2 separate regions of the Homo sapiens genome follow, and region 1 is linked to region 2. A link is an interaction called in ENCODE POLR2A ChIA-PET data of the cell type or tissue named here. Cell type or tissue: PC-9. All regions are shown on one strand.

Evidence for each region. Peaks named below come from ENCODE experiments on the same cell type or tissue, not always from the same donor. Only the 100,000 strongest peaks of a DNase experiment are listed, where the experiment ranks them.
Region 1: POLR2A ChIA-PET joins it to region 2 with 5 read pairs; 3 of 35 experiments call an interaction of 5 or more read pairs at or near these places.

Annotation. Positions count from the first base shown.
Region 1 is chr14:64,860,987-64,868,986 of GRCh38, forward strand. All of the region lies in intron 1 of SPTB (spectrin beta, erythrocytic), which reads right to left. Among named protein-coding and RNA genes, the nearest start is that of SPTB, 15 kb to the right of the region's middle. In PC-9, no CTCF peak of the experiment used is centred here; no DNase peak of the experiment used is centred here; H3K27me3 peaks cover 3,837 bases.
Region 2 is chr14:64,996,162-65,004,161 of GRCh38, forward strand. The region is part of intron 3 of CHURC1-FNTB (CHURC1-FNTB readthrough); the gene reads left to right. The region is part of intron 1 of FNTB (farnesyltransferase, CAAX box, subunit beta); the gene reads left to right. Among named protein-coding and RNA genes, the nearest start is that of FNTB, 13 kb to the left of the region's middle. In PC-9, no CTCF peak of the experiment used is centred here; DNase peaks (open chromatin) are centred at 1,440 and 2,650; H3K4me3 peaks cover 2,418 bases; H3K27ac peaks cover 5,886 bases.

The DNA of each region.
Region 1 (8,000 bases), 140 kb before region 2:
GGTACATATACACCATGGAATACTATGCTGCTATAAAAAGGAATGAGATCATGTCTTTTGCAGGGACTTGGATGAAGCTGGAAGCCATTATCCTCAGCAAACTAACACAGGAGCAAAAAACCAAACACCGCATGTTCTCACTCATAAGTAGGAATTGAACATTGAGAACGCATGGACACAGAGAGGGGAACAACACACACCAGGGCCTATCGGGGGTTGGGGGTGAGGGGAGGGAACTTAGAGGACAGGTCAATAGGTGCAGCAAACCACCATGGCACATGTATACCTATGTAACAAACCTGCACGTTCTGTGCATGTATCCCATTTTTTTTAGAAGAAGAAATAAAGGAGAAAATAAAAGTGTCCCTGCCCTTGACAGCATACACTCAAGCCTCATATAAGTGGGGAATGCCACAGGGCCACCTATCATGGTTCTTTGTATGTGACAGGGCTCGGCAAGTGTTCTCGAAATGATACTGTGCATCTACAGCAGGGCACACACGTGGCTGCACTGACCGGCTCCCCCACCCACTTGATGCTTTCCAGCCTCCCAGAGATTTCCAGCATCTACCAACCCTTTCTCCATCCCTAGCTACCTCAGCATCCCCACTTTCTTTCCAAGGAATCTCCATCCTCTTGGCCTAAAAATCATGTTATTCACTGCACAAAACTTCCCTTGACCTCTCTCTCAAACCATCAAGTTCTCAGAAAAGCAATCTGCATTCATTGTCTTCTGCTCCTCGCCACGGCTTTCCTCTGTAGTTCCTGATCATCGAGTTTCATGCCTCCACGAAAATTGCTTTCTTGAGGGTCACTTGAGCCTCTTCCAAGGCTAACAGCCTTCACGTACTCCTTTCCGACGTTAGACACGATTAACCATCCTTTTCTCAAAGCTGAATTTCCACGGCCTTGGATTCTCCTGGCTCTTCATCCTCATTGTGCTGTGATATCACAATCACATTTACTAGATTCTCTTCCTACACCCACCCCTTCAATGTTGGCATTACCCAAAGTTAAGGCCTCTCTTCTCTCATGTGATCCTTTCCCCTTTCTGTGCTGAGAGCTGTCAAATCGACACCCCCAGCCCAGCCCCTCCTGGGCTCAACTTGCTACAGCAGCTCCACAGAACACGCTGCAGCTGCTTCCCACTTAACACAGTTAACACTGAATTCTTTCTTTGTACCTCCTCCCTACTCCCAGGGTGCCTCTTTCTTTTAAGACTTTAATCTCAGTAAATTAGCAACAGCAACCTCCTAGATACCTGAGCTAGAAAACTCCAGCCACTCTCAGCGGCTCTCTCCCTCCCCTCAAGTGCCAGTGGGCACCACACACCTACAAGTTTTTTAAGAACCTGCAAAAATGCTTTAAGACTTGAAAAATACTATAAATACAAAATTAAGATCATATAATCAAAATTAAGAATAATTCTAAAATGCTTTCAAATATTTCCGAGAACAAAAATGTTTTATTAGCCTGGGTAACGCAGTGAGACCCCATCTCTGTAAAAACATTTTTGTTCTTGGAAATATTTGAAAGGATTTTAGAATTATTCTTAATTTTGATTATATGATCTTAATTTTGTGTCCACTGGCACTTAAGGTGGTGGCCTGGGCGCGGTGCCTCACAACTGTAATCCCAGCACTTTGGGAGGCCGAGGTGGGCAGATAACCTGAGGTCAGGAGTTCAAGACCAGCCTGGCCAACATGGTGAAACCCCGTCTCTACTAAAAATACGAAAAATTAGCTGGGCGTGGTGTTGGGCGCCTGTAATCCCAGCTACTAGAGAGGCTGAGGCAGGAGAATCACCTGAATGCAGGAGGCGGAGGTTGCAGTGAGACTCTGTCACAAAACAAACAAAAAGCTAAAACAAATAAACAACAATAACAACAAAAAAAAACCACACCCCATGATATTTAATATGGGATATTGGCAAATTTGAATATCTTTGGTCCTTTATGTGGTAGGGCCTGAAAATACTGACGCTGGATCCTACCTCACATAGAAAGTACAGATACCAGATACTCTGACTTCTCAGAAGCTCTTGAATTCACCACCTCCCTTCCATTCCTACTGCCCTGGTTTAGACCCTCTTGAGTCCTTTGTTATATTTCTGCAGGGTGTCCTAAAACATAGCTGGTTGTATGTCACTCCCCTGTTAGAAAGTTTTGATGGTGCCCCAAGATCTGGGTCCCTGGTCAAAACCAATCTTGGCTTCCTGTAGACCAGGGGTGTCCAATCTTTTGGCTTTCCTGGGCTGGACTGGAATAATTGTCTTGGGCTACACATAAAATACACTAACACTAATGATAGCTGATGAGCGAAAAAAAAAATTGCAAAAGATTCTCATAACGTTTTTTAAAAGTTTATGAATTTATGTTGGGCCACATTCAAAGTTGCCCTGGGCCACATGCAGCCCACAGGCCATGGGTTAAACAAGCTTGTGTAGACCCTGGAGCATTCTGCAGCCAGCCCCACAATGGCACCTACCTGGCTCCACTTTGTGTCATGCTACAAACCTCTCAAGAGCAGAGAACTGTGCCTTAGCCAATGACCTCTTTGTTTTCCACGCAGCCTAGCATATAACAGGCAATAACATGTCCTGAGGAGCAGCTGCTTCTTGTCCCCACCTCCCTGCATCATTTCTGTCTCTGCTCCACCGCTACTTGGTCCTCCATGTCATTGCTGTGCACATAGTAGATTCTAGGTCTTAACTAGCCAAACTTGAAAGCCATTAAAAAATGCTTGGTTTCAATTCACCATAACCATTCTCCCTAGTGTCCTAGATTTCAGACAGTGAGAATAGCATCGGCTTTTGGGTCAAGTAGATCTGGCTATAAATCTGAAGTCAGGCACTTAATTGACTGTGTGAATCAAAGCAAACTTCGCTTGACTAGCCTTAGCCTCCTCATCAGTAAAATGGCAATTACAATATCACACTGAATGGACTATTGTGAGAATTAAATGAGTGAAGGTATTTGAAGCCCTAGCATGGCAGCTGGCATATGACAGGGGCCCATAAGTACATAGCATCAGCAAATAGAAGCAGAGTCTCAGATTTCTCATATTATTACTTTGGCATCATGAATTCAGGACTCAAATTCCATGGTGCTGCTTATAATTCTGAAACTCATCATGAAGAGATAGAAGGAGCATAAGATATTACACAGCTGATAAGAATGAAATAGGTCAGGCCAGGCATGGTAGCTCATGCCTGTAATCCCAACACTTTGGGAGGCCAAGGTGGGAGGATCACTTGAGCCCAGGAGTTCAAGACAAGCCTGGGCAACATAATGAGACTTCATCTCTTAAAAAAAAAGGCCAGGTGTGGTGGTGCATGCCTGTAGTCCTAGCTACATAAGAGGCTGAGGCAGAAAAATCACTTGAGCCCAGGAGTTCAGGGATGCAGTGAGCTATGATTGCATCACTGTGCTTCAGCCTGGGCAACAGAGCAAGACCCCATCTCAAAAACAGAAAAATGAAAGAGGTAAACCTCTATGTCCTAATATGGAAAGACGTCCAAGGTGTTTCATCATTAAGCCAAAAGGACAAGTTACAATGTAGTATGAAAAAATAAATGACCACAGCATACACATAGATACATATATATACCTACACAAACACATATCTGTATCTATGTGTATATGTCTACATGTGCCTGGAAAATCTCTAGAGAATAGACAAGAAATTGTTAATAGTTGTTACCTGTGCCTCTTCGCAGTAATAAGTCTAGGAGTGCCATTTATACTCTTTGGTACTGTCTGAATTATTTTTACCCTGGGTAAAAATAACATGTTCGTGTTATAATTTCTAAAAACTGGTTTTTAAAAAGTTATAGAAGATGAAGAAGGAGAGGGAAGGAGAGATACAGGCAGGAAAGAAGGTCTGGACCATGGATCAGGAGACCAGGGTTTCACTCAAGAGTCCTGCACTGACTATGCAAGCTCATGCCAATAACTCCCCTCTGGATCTCCTTTATTGGTAAAATAAGGGAGCTGAACAAGATGCTCTTCAGGGACAATTTCCATTAGATAATGTTTGCAAGATGCTTGGAGTAGATTTTATCTATATAACATCTCTCTTTGATGAGTCTTGATGCTTTAAGCATCAGGTCTTAGAGAAAGGACAATGTATACACGATTTCATTTTGACCCCCTTCACATTTCAGTGAGAAAGCATTCCCACCGTCTTACAGACAGAGAAACCAAGTATAGACTGTAATGATCACTTGCCAACAAAATACACTGCTCACCAGACTCTGCTGCTCACAAAGAATTACGACTGCCAGGAGTTTTATAGCTCCCAATTCATTCTGTGCCTCTTCTGCAGAGGAGGCACACAGCTTATGCAAAACAAGCAGAAGGCACTCTACGCTGGTAGAAGCAGGGTGAGATGTAAAGTGACTTCCTCTGGGTCAGAGCATAAACAAAGCTCACTCCCAGCATATTTAGAAGTATTGAACCCTTGGGATCAACTCCGCATCCCTCCCCCACCTGGACTGAAAGCTTCACCTTGAAGATGCGTTTCACTGCAGTCATTTTCTGAGCGTTTTCTGGGTCAGATGCGGTGAGAGCAGCTAAACCAAGGCTGCCATTGGAGTTGCTACATTGAGGACACTGTACTGAGTACCAACTCTACCATGCACCCACTGGGCTCACCAGCGACCATGGTAAGAAGGGCCTGGCTAGCCTAGATCCATGGAGTGCTCTTTCAGTCTCCTGGGCAAAGTGACTTCGCACAGCTTTGAAACACAAATGACCCAGTTTGCCCTCACGGGTATAGGTCTCTGCCTTGCAGAGGATACTGGCTTCCTCTCCCAGAGCAGCTGCTTTGATTCTACCATCTTACTTCACTCCCCGTACCTGCAAACACCTTCATTCCTCCCATCACTTCACACCGTAAAGAACCCTCCTGCGTCAAGTTTAGGTTGAACATTTGGGCATCAAGATTTCCCAACAGTTCCAGAAAGCGGTTACAGAATGTAAACACCCACCTTGCAGAGAAAGGCAGAGCCTGCTCTACTGACTCTATAAGCAGCAACCTGGATTTTAAATGAGAAAAACAGAGACCATGGTGTGGCTAAAATACCACAAAGTAAAACATCTATGAAATGAATAAGACTGTTCACTCAAAGAGCATGCAGTGAGGCCACTAACTAGTAGTCAGCCTACTGGTGACCTTCACTATGGCACCTAGTAATCCTCGAGATGGGGTGATGATCACTAGCATTCATGACATTCCAGAGCTTCTAGAAGCTGCTAGTTGTTTATCCTACCCTCACTGTCAGCTCTCCATCGAGTTTGCTGACTGTTGTCTGCTTATCGCTGGCCTCAGGACACCCGTAAGAGCTCAATGGGGTCTTCAGTTGTCTTGGCCAAGCCCGTTCCTCTGTCTCGCTGCCCTCAGGTCCCTCTCACAAGGCCTAACTTTGTCCCCTGCCCTTCTTTATCCCAGGCACATCTTGCCAAGGCCTTTGAGGGCCTTCCGCTTATCAGTTCATCTCAGACCCCACCACATACTCAGAGGCCTCGTAGCTCCACTCACCGCCTCTGGAAGTTAAATACCAGCTCCTATCAGTCACTGGGTGCAGGACGAGGCAGGAGAAGAGAGCGGCTGGATTGCAGTGGGAGTGCATCCATGACAGAGAGTTTTGTTGAAAGGAACAAAACATGCTCAGAGGCCTGAGCAAGCAGAATTCGGGTGAGTCCAGCCGTTGGTGAGGCTCACTTTTTGTCCGGGTAAGGCAGAAATGAGGGCAGAACAAGCCAACCAAAAAATACTGTAATATATTACAAGGTAGTTCCTACTTTGACATGCCTTAAGGACAAACAATAAACAGATTAACTGTACCCAGAAAAATAAAACCTCTATACAGGAATTTTCAGTCTTTTTTTTCTGAAGTGCTTTTCTTAACTCTTTATTGTTATGAAACAAATCTTGTGTCCGTGGATCTGAAACGCCCACTCAAAGAGCCTTTCATAGCTGCATTCTGAGGGTCAGCTTCAAACATTCACTGAAAAATGAGGTGGGAGTGACTGTATTCTGGATGAATAAATTTTTCTAGCAATAGACATATCTGACGATGTAAGTTAAAATCAGCCGTTACTTGTTCCTCCGATAAATGGGAAACGGTGGAGAATATAGAGGTGGAAGACAGCCTCCACTCAAGTCTAAAGCAATCCTCTTCCCTCCTCACCTCCGTCCCATCCATAGTGTCTTCCATTAGCCCCTCTTCATAATCTTCTATAGGTCATTAATTTCTGGATTATTTACAGTGCCTAATATTCTTGAAACCTCCCTCTATCACCCAATTCAACTTGTTTCTTGAGCACTGCACATAAGCCAGGCCCTGAGTTGGGCACGAGTGTCCCCAAGGACATCAGACACTGTCTCTTCCTCAAGGAACTCATAATCTAGAGGTGAGTCAGGTCTGTCCATGACCAGCCAGGCTACAGCGTGGACAGCAAAAGAGGAAGGAATGTGTGTCTTCTGGGGTCACAGAAGAGGGAAAGAAGTTTCAGGAGAGCTTCAAATAGGGGTTATAGCTGATGGGGGTCTTAAGGCATATATGTGTAAGAGTTCATGGCTGTGCTGGGTGCGGAGGCTTATGCCTGTAATCCCAGCACTTTGGGAGACCGAGGCGGGCACATCACCTGAGGTCAGGAGTTCGAGACCAGCCTGGCCAACATGGCGAAACCCCGTCTCTACTAAAAATACAAAAATTACCCGGGCATGGTGGCGGGCACCTGTAATCCCAGCCACTCGGGAGGCTGAGGCAGGAGAATCACTTGAACCCGGAAGGTGGAGGCTGTAGTGAGCCGAGATCATGCCACTGTACTCCAGCCCTCTGGCCTGGGCAACAGGGTGACTCTGTCTCAAAAAAAAAAAAAAAAAAAAAAAAAAAGAGTTCATGGCTGAGGAAAGAGAAGAAAGATTCTAGGCATAGAAAAAGTGGCAGCAAAGTCATGGAGGCAGGAAAATGAGCCTGAAGTTGAGCAAGTCCCAAGCATCCAAGGCAAGATAATGGAGAAGGAATAAAGCTAGGAAGAGAGGTCGGAACAGATTGTGGAGGCCCGTGCCTGCCCCTTTACACTTCATTTTGGGGCAATGGGGAACCATTGAGGGTTTTAAAGCAGTAGAATGACTCAGTCAGACTTAGGTTTTTAAAAATAATTCTGAGGTCAGGGTGTGGGATGGGTTAGAAAGGTAGAGACTGAAGGCCTAAAGGCCAATTATTATTCAAACATAAGAATAGTGACAGTGGAAATTAAAAGAAAGAAACTAATTTGAAAATTTTAGAGGAAAAACAAGCAGCCAAGTAGATGTGGAAGTATGGGGGGGAAAAGAAAGACCAAAAATGGTGTGAGATTCTTACTTGGGGGGATGGTGACAACATGAACCTAGCTATAAAAAAAAACAAGGCAGAAAAGCAGATTTGGAGTGAAGAAGGGAGGCAAGAAGTCCCAGGATGACATGGTGAGCTTGAGACATCTCTACAGAAGCAAATAAGGACAGCAGCAGACTGCTGTGAAGCTGATCTGGGACTGAGGAGGAGGTCAGACTAGAGATAAAGATTCAGACCTATTGGCAATCCCAACAAGTAAAAGCTGGCAGAGAGGAAGGAACAGCAGCAAATGCAGCAGCAGTGGTAAACAAGCTAGGAGGGAAAAAAGGAGGGCCCAGGTCACAGAAGCCCAGAGAGGGCAGAGGTTCAATGGGAGACTGGTCAAATGTTGTGGAGAAGTTGGAAACCTCGGGTATGGAAGGAGGCTATTGCATTTGACAATAATTCCGACCTTTTCTAAAGCGGTTTTGGTACAGCTGCCTTATGAGAGTGGGTATATTGTGCAGTACTAATTAGCATCTCCATCCTTAGATGTCAAATAACTACATTGGAAGTAGGATTCAGAACATTAATTATTTATTAAAAGCTAATAAGGGGATTCAAGTCTATTAGGTTTAGTCATTGCAAATATAAAGCAATATATAAAGGTATGCAACTAA
Region 2 (8,000 bases):
AAGCCTGGGCTGGGCACCGTGGCTCATGCCCGTGATCCCAGCACTTTGGGAGGCTGAGGCAGGAGGACTGCTTGAAGCCAGGAATTTGAGACCAGCCTGTGCAACATGGTGAGGCCCATCTCTATTATAAGAAAGAAAGAAAGACAGAGAGGGGAGAGAAAGTAAGAAAGAAAAGAAAAGAAACATCTAGCCTGTGCCCTGTCAGGAGCAGGGGTAAACTCAACTCTTGGGTTCCCTTTTTGCCATATCGTGAGTGATCAGTTGCCTCATGATTAGAGAAGGTGAGAGAGGTACTGTTAGGCTTAACATTTGTTAGGTTATACATTAAATAATGGGAGAGCTGGCCTTGGAACCTAACAGTTAGGTATAACATTGTGTTGATGGGAAAACAAATAAGGTCTAAAAACCAATGAACTTTGAGAACACAGCTTCTGCGTATGTTGTGGCCTGCCTATCTAAGTAGGTGTAGGGGATGAGGTATCACAAAACTAAGCACTTTGAAATCCTTTTCCTTTATTTTTCTAAGAAATTTATGGTTAACAAAAGTATAATAATGTAATTAAGAGCCATTTTTCTATAACTGAGAATTAACATTTGCTAACATCTTTTTTTTTTTTTTTTTTTTTGCTTCTGGTTATTTGTTTAAAGGAAAAGCAATTAGAAATATAGCCAAAGCCTCCTTTAACCCTATCCCCAGTTCAGTGTGCCTGCCACCCTTCCCAGAAGCAGCCCTTATCATAAGTTGTGTGTGCATCCTTCCACTTCACTTTTAATCCTTTTATGCATTCATAAACAACTGGATTTGTGTTTTTAAAAATTCACATAAATTGTCACACTGTCATTTTGCCTTTTTTCATTTCACAGTAAAAAAAAAAATAGAAACAGAGTCTTGCTTGATCAGTTGGAGTCTTGTCAGATTTCTCTGATGGTCGTAATTTTGGAAAGACAATCTCCCTTTAGAATTGTGAGAGGGTCCTGAATTCTGCTAAGATGTAGGTGTAAAGGATAACCAGCGATTATTCCGGAGGTCACAAGATTTAGAGCTTTCTCAATTACTCCTGTAGATAACATCCCAATTGCAGAACCTAAGATTGGCTGTTTGAGATGTCTTTTCAGATTTTTGCATTTCTGACTGGCTGACTCCACACAGACAGGTCCTGTGGCCCCACCCACAGGCTGACTCAGTGCCGGAGGACCATCTTCCTTCCACATCCCTATGATTTCATCCCCAACCAGTCAACATTCCCATTCCCTAACCCCCTGCCCACCAAACTATCCTTGAAAAACCTCCAAACCTTTGGGAAAATTGATTTGAGTAATAACTCTGTCTCCAGTGTGGTGTTGCCAGCTGCATGTCAGTTAAAGTCATTCTTTATTGCAAGGCTGTGGTCTTAGTGAATTGATTGTGTCTGTGCAGCAAGCTGGAAGAACCCGTTGGGCGGTTACAAAATGAGTAAATCTCAAAGAGGTGGCATAGACTTCAGGTTTAACTACAGTGTTCAACTGAAACAAAGAAGGATGTTGGGGAGGCCCGGAATGGGGAGGTGACCGGGAAAAGCACAGTAAACAAGGATAAGGTTTGTTATGCAGGTTTAGGCAGGTGCCTTCTCCATTGGTAAGAGTTCCTAGTGGCTTAGAGTCATCCTTGTCTCCCTGGTACAGAAAGAGAGGCAAATGGAGATTTCCTTTTATAGATGTAATTTTCCCTTACAAATGAGGTAACTTCTACTCTGTTTTCAGAGCTTTTCCTTTGTCTGCTGTTTCTCAAAATAATCAGCTCAAAGTAATCCTTATGCCAAAGAAGCCTATCGTGGGAAGACATATTCTGGTCTCCTACAGTCATGTTTTGAGGTGGCATATTCTGGTCTCCTGCACATTCAAAATGTTAGGTTATTTAGAGAATTTTTGTTTGTTAAACATTTAAAAGGTTTGTTATCTTTGTTTATCCTTTACTAGTTGAGAAGAAAAGTACGTTACTGTTTTTAAATTATGAATGAAGAAAGTACTATTTGAGGTAAAACTTTGCGCATCAACCTCTGAGCTGAAATTTAGTGACTATTGCCACTACTAAAAATCTTGTTTTATCAAACCTTCAACCTAAATTAACAGACAGAGGCTCTCTAAAAGAACATGACACTTATTTGGGAATAGTGTATTGCAGTGGGAATCTTTGTGCCACAGTAAACTATGTGCATATTCAAGGAGGTAAAGGAAGACAAAGGTTTTTCAAGGAATAATGAGGATTATATAATTCTTTTAAGATAATTATTATTGGCTACAAGGATCAGTAACAAGTGTGACCAGTCTGAGATTGGACAGGCAATTGCTGGACAGATGTCCTTGTGGAGATATTTTTTGTGTAAGGTTGTGATGACCTTTGTGCAGGATTGTGGTTTTTGCAGAGTCATTTGGGATAGTTTTTGTTAATCAGGCATTGATGCATGAGAACCCTCTCTTCATAGCTGTCCCTGGCTTTATTTGTCAGGATTTTTAAACACAAGTGACTCCATTTTGATTTTGACAGTGTTCACAAATGTTAGCATTGCATCAGAATCCACTGGAGGACTTGTTAAAAGAAGTTGGGTGGACCCCACCAGCTAAGTGAATCTATAGGTCTATACTGAGAATACCTGAGAATTTACATTTCAAACAAGTTTAGCTTAGTTTCTGGAGAACCTGTTTCTTGAGTAAGAGGAATGGTTTCTATGACTCATAGCAGCATTATTCATAATAGCCAAAAAATGGAAACAGCCAAATTGTCCACCAGCTGATAAACTGCTAAACGAAATGTGATAGATCTACACAGTGGAATATTATTTGGTGAAATAATATGAATAAAAAGAAAAGGAGTACTGGTACATGCTACAGCATAGATGAGCTTTGAAAACATTATGTTTGTGAAAGAAGCCAGCCACAAAAGACCACAGCTTTTATGATTCCATTTATATACAATTCCAAACAGGTAAATTTATAGAGATAGAAAGTAAATTAGTGGACCAGGCATGGTGGCTCATGCCTGTAATCCCAGCACTTTGGGAGGCCAAGGCTTATGGATCACTTGAGGTCAGGAGTTTGAGACTAACCTGGCCAGCATGGCGAAACCCATCTCTACTAAAAATACAAAAAATTAGCCAGGCATGGTGGTGGGTGCCTGTAATCCCAGCTACTTAGCAGGCTGAGGCAGGAGAATCGTTTGAACCTGGGAGGCAGAGGTTGCAATGAGCCAAGATCGCAGCACTGCACTCAAGCCTGGGCAACAGAGTGAGACTCCATCTCAAAAACAAAGAAAGTAAATTAGTGGTTAGCAGTGGGGAGAATGATAAACTGGATTTGATGCTTAAGAGGTGGGGGGTTACTTTTCAGGGGAGTGAAATGTTCTAAAATTGATTGTGATGGATGCACAAATCTATGAATATGCTAGAAGTCATTGATTTGTGCAGTTTAAATGAGTGAGTTGAATGGTATATGAATTATATCTCAATAAAGCTGTTAAAAAAATACACCAGTTCTTAGTTCTCCATGGGACCTGTTAAGAAAAAAAAGAGAAATATACCAGAATATACTAGTTCTTAAAAGAAAATTATTCATTGTTATGAACAGCTGACCTGTAATACACAGATAGTCATCAGAATTCATAACTTGACTTTTCAGATATGAGTTAGTTACTAACTGCATTGGAAAATCACTTGTTCATTCTGAAGAAATGATTAGGAACTCCAAAGAGAAGGACACTATGTTGGGAAAATTTTAAGCATTTTCCACCTTGTGGTATGACATATTTCCATGTTTTTGTCAGGTGTCTTAGCTTAGAAATAAACCTCCATTTTTCTTGCGTTGTACTTGGCTGCTTTCCCGCAAGAAAGCTGAAGATGGGACTTCTGATTAAGGAGTTCCTGGCTGGGAGCTTTCCTTCCTAGACATCTAAGTGCCAGAATGCCAAGGGGAAGATGGGTTCATGCATTAGCCTTTGAATATTATTAAGTCGTATGGATTTGAATAGGCTTGTACTGGGGTAAAGGAAGTGAATTTTCTTCCCACTTGATTTTGTGTCATTCAGAATTCATTAACTCACTTAGATAAAACAGTACAGTTGGTCTTCCATATCCGTGGGTTCTGCATCTGTGGATTCAGCCAACCACAGATCAAAAATATTTGGAAAAAAGATTGTGTCTGTACTGAATAAGTACAGACTTATTTTCTTGTTATTATGTCAATCTAAAAGGAAGAAGCTCAGGCAAAGTTAATGTAAGTAGAGAGTTTATTTGGGCCAAGCTTGAAGATTGCAACCCAAGAGCATAGATTCAAGTTGCCCTGAATATACACTCTAATTAGCAGCAGTTACAAGTAGGTTTTTAAAGGACAAGAATAGTTACCCAGGGCCAGGTGAGGTGGCTCACGCCCGTAATCCCAGCACTTTGGGAGGCTGAGACCGGCAGATCACGAGGTCAGGAGATCGAGACCATCCTGGCTAACATGGTGAAACCCCTTCTCTACTAAAAATAGAAAAAATTAGCTGGGAGTGGTGGCACACTCCTGTAGTCCCAGCTACTCGGGAGGCTGAGGCAGAAGAATCACTTGAACCCAGGAGGTGGAGGTTGCAGTGAGCTGAGATCGCACCACTGCCCTCCAGCCTGGCAGAGCCAGACTCCGTCTCAAAAAAAAAAAAAAAAAAAAAAAAAAGAATAGTTACCCAAAAAGCTGGCTGAAAGAAAAGCAAAAGAAAAGAAGAGGCGATTCCTAAATTGTTTACCAAGACTCTACACTAAAATTACATAAGGTATACATTATTCTTTGTATCACAAATTCCAGGAACATGAAGATAATGGATGAGGCAGCTAGGGAGGAATGAAATGCCTTTAAACAACTGCCCCCGGACATGGGTGTTGGGAGCATAAATGAAGTCCTATACTTGGTCTCTCTGGGCCTGATAAATTTTGCATACCTCACATAACTCAGACTGCTCTGAGCTATTTTTCTTTTCTCGATTGCAGTTACATTGTACTAGGAGGTATTATAAGTAATCTAGAGATGATTTAAAATACAGGCGTGCACTATATAACAATCAACAGACTACATATACCACAGTGGTCTGGAAAGATTATAGTACTGTATTTTCACTCTACCTTTTCTGTGTTTAGATACTTTTAGATATACAAAGGCTTACTATTGTGTTACATTTGCCTACAGTATTCAGTACAGTAATATGCTGTACAGGTCTGTGGCCCAGGAGCAGTAGGCCACACTATACAGCCTATGCGTGTGGTAGGCTATACCACCCAGGTTGGTGTGAGTATACTCTGATGTTCCCACCATGATGAAATCACCTAAGAAGGCGTCTCTCAGAATGTATCCCTGTAGTTAAGCTACTCGTGATTATATGGGAGGGTTGTATAGGTTTTGTGTAAATACTCCAGCATTTTATATCAAGGACTTGAGCATCCACAGATTTTGATATCCTGGGAGATCCTGGAACCAATCCCGCATGGATACTGAGGGATGATGGTATATCATAGGCAAATCTTTATTTAATGATCTTACCAATTTCTTATATATTTTTCTATCCCATTCAGCTTATACGCATGACTGAGAAATGCAGTCTGTGTTTCATTTAGGCTGGTGCTTTATTTTAGCTGCATGAGTGTCAGGAATGGAAAAAGAATTATGATTCTGGGACAACTTTCTTATTCCTCCCAAGTCGGATTCTCATGGTGACGTCAGTCTGTTTTTTGAAGTATTATAACCTTTTAAACAGATCATCCTTCAAATTCATGTTCAAAAGCAAATATCAAAGCGTATTCTAAAACCAGATGTAAATTAATTTTAGATTGGCTGCCATCGTAGATGATTCATATCACTGCTCCCCTCATCATCACAGATAATTCTTTCATGCTTCTCAAAGGGACTAGGAGCTCTACCTCAATGGGTATTTCGGAAATAAATGACTCAATTTTGAAGTTTCCCAGGGAGATTTTTATGTATCTTGAAATCTCAAAAAAAAACATGTCTCACTACAAAGATTAGGAATGCCAAGGAAGGTGAACGCCAATCCTGTTAACCAGACGCTCCCTCATTACTATACCTTGTATACAGGAGCTCTCCCATGAGACCACATTGTGTCCACAACCATTGCCTGATGCACTCAGCAAGTCAATACACCAAGGGGTTGGCTGGGCGTGGTGGCTCACGCCTGTAATCCCAGCACTTTGGGAGGCCGAGGCAGGTAGATCACCTGAGGTCAGGAGTTCGAGACCAGCCTGGCCAACATGGTGAAACCTCATCTCTACTAAAACTACAAAAATTAGCTGGGCGGGGTGGTGGGCACCTGTAATCCTAGCTACTTGGGAGGCTGAGGCAGGAGAATCACTTGAACCCAGGAGGTGGAGGTTGCGGTGAGCCGAGATCATGCCACTACACTCCAGCCTGGATGACAGAGACTCCGTCTCAAAAAAATAATAATAATAAAATAAAAAAAAAGAAAGACCGGGGTTGCAGCAGAGAAGGAGGTTTAGTCATAGGGTCACCTGATGAGGAGATGGGAAGAATCCTCAAATCCCTCCTTGAGGAATTTGGGGTTAGGGCTTTTAAGGGTTTTGGAGTGGGCTGAAGTGCGGAGTGAGGAGTTTGTTGATTGATTGAAAAGTGTAGGGTGAAGTCATTGACAGGGAGATAAGGAAGCTGTATTCTCAGGCAGATCCTGTTCCTTTGTGGGGGTTTTCAAACTGATTGCTGGACTTCAAAGTCTGAAAAACATCTTAGATGATCCTTAAACAAAAGTCTTATGATTCTAATGTCAGAGATCCTGGCTCTGTAGGAATGATGGGATACAAATGGTCAGACGTTTAGCAACCAGGAAGTGGGCTGAAGTGCAGCCTGATTCATGCTTAATTATAACTGTATTTCTGTCCAGAACCCAGCACGCAATTTTTGTCAACCATGTGGGGCGGTTTTAGCATTATGGTGTGGTCTTCAGAAGAGAAAGATCTGATTTCTTTTGTGACCTGACTTTCTGAGATCCTTCATTTTATGGGACTGTGGAGTCCTGTGTGTGACGTAGGACCAGAATTTGCTATTTGTTTTGGTGTTTCAACAATTGATGTTGTTATAAATCTCCCAGATGATTTTAATATTTTAACTGTTCAGTTTTACAATAAGAAGCATGACTGTAGGCAGAAACTAATTATGTATTTGAGAGTGGTGAGTTAATGAACATCCAAACAACTTCATAGAGCAGGAAGAATACATATTTCAAGTGGAGGGGAGAAAAAAAATCATTTTCCCTCTACCCTTCTAATTTCTGGGTTGGAACCACTATAACAAACCAACAGGGTAACAAAAGAAAAACAAGCAGAAGTTTGTTAACATGTATGCTTCATGTATACATAGGAGATACCCAGGGGAAAATGAGTAATTCTGAAAGAGGTGATCTAGAACTCCAGCTTCTAAAGCATTTTCAACTAAAAACAGAGAAGATTGTGGGCGAAGCCAGTTATGGGGAGGTGAACAGGACAAGTATGGTAAATAAGAGTAATGTTTGTTATGCAGATTTCAGTAGGTGCCTTCTCCATTGATAATAGTTTCCTCTGATTTAGTCATCCTTCTCTTTTGGTACGGAGAGGGAAACACTCTCACAAGTGGAGATTTCCTTTATAGATGTCAATTTCCCTCAAAAACTGGTATACTCTGTTTTCAGAGTTTCTCCTGTAGCTGCAGTTTCTCAAAATAATCCTTATGCTGTTGAGGCATATTTTGGGGTGGCATATGCTCTCCCACACAAGCAAGAGACATCTGTCTTCATCTGCTCCCAGAGTAACTGGTGCCAGGGAACCAAACACCAAAACTGCCATTAGTTTGGATATTATGGATTTGGTTTCTGGAAAAGTCCATTGTGATGCCAGCATGGTACAGGGGATTCCCTCTCGCCTTGTCCTAAGCCTGTCATCCTGCAGAACCCATCTTACAGTACTGTGAAGTTCCAGACCATACCAACCAACCCTCGCCAA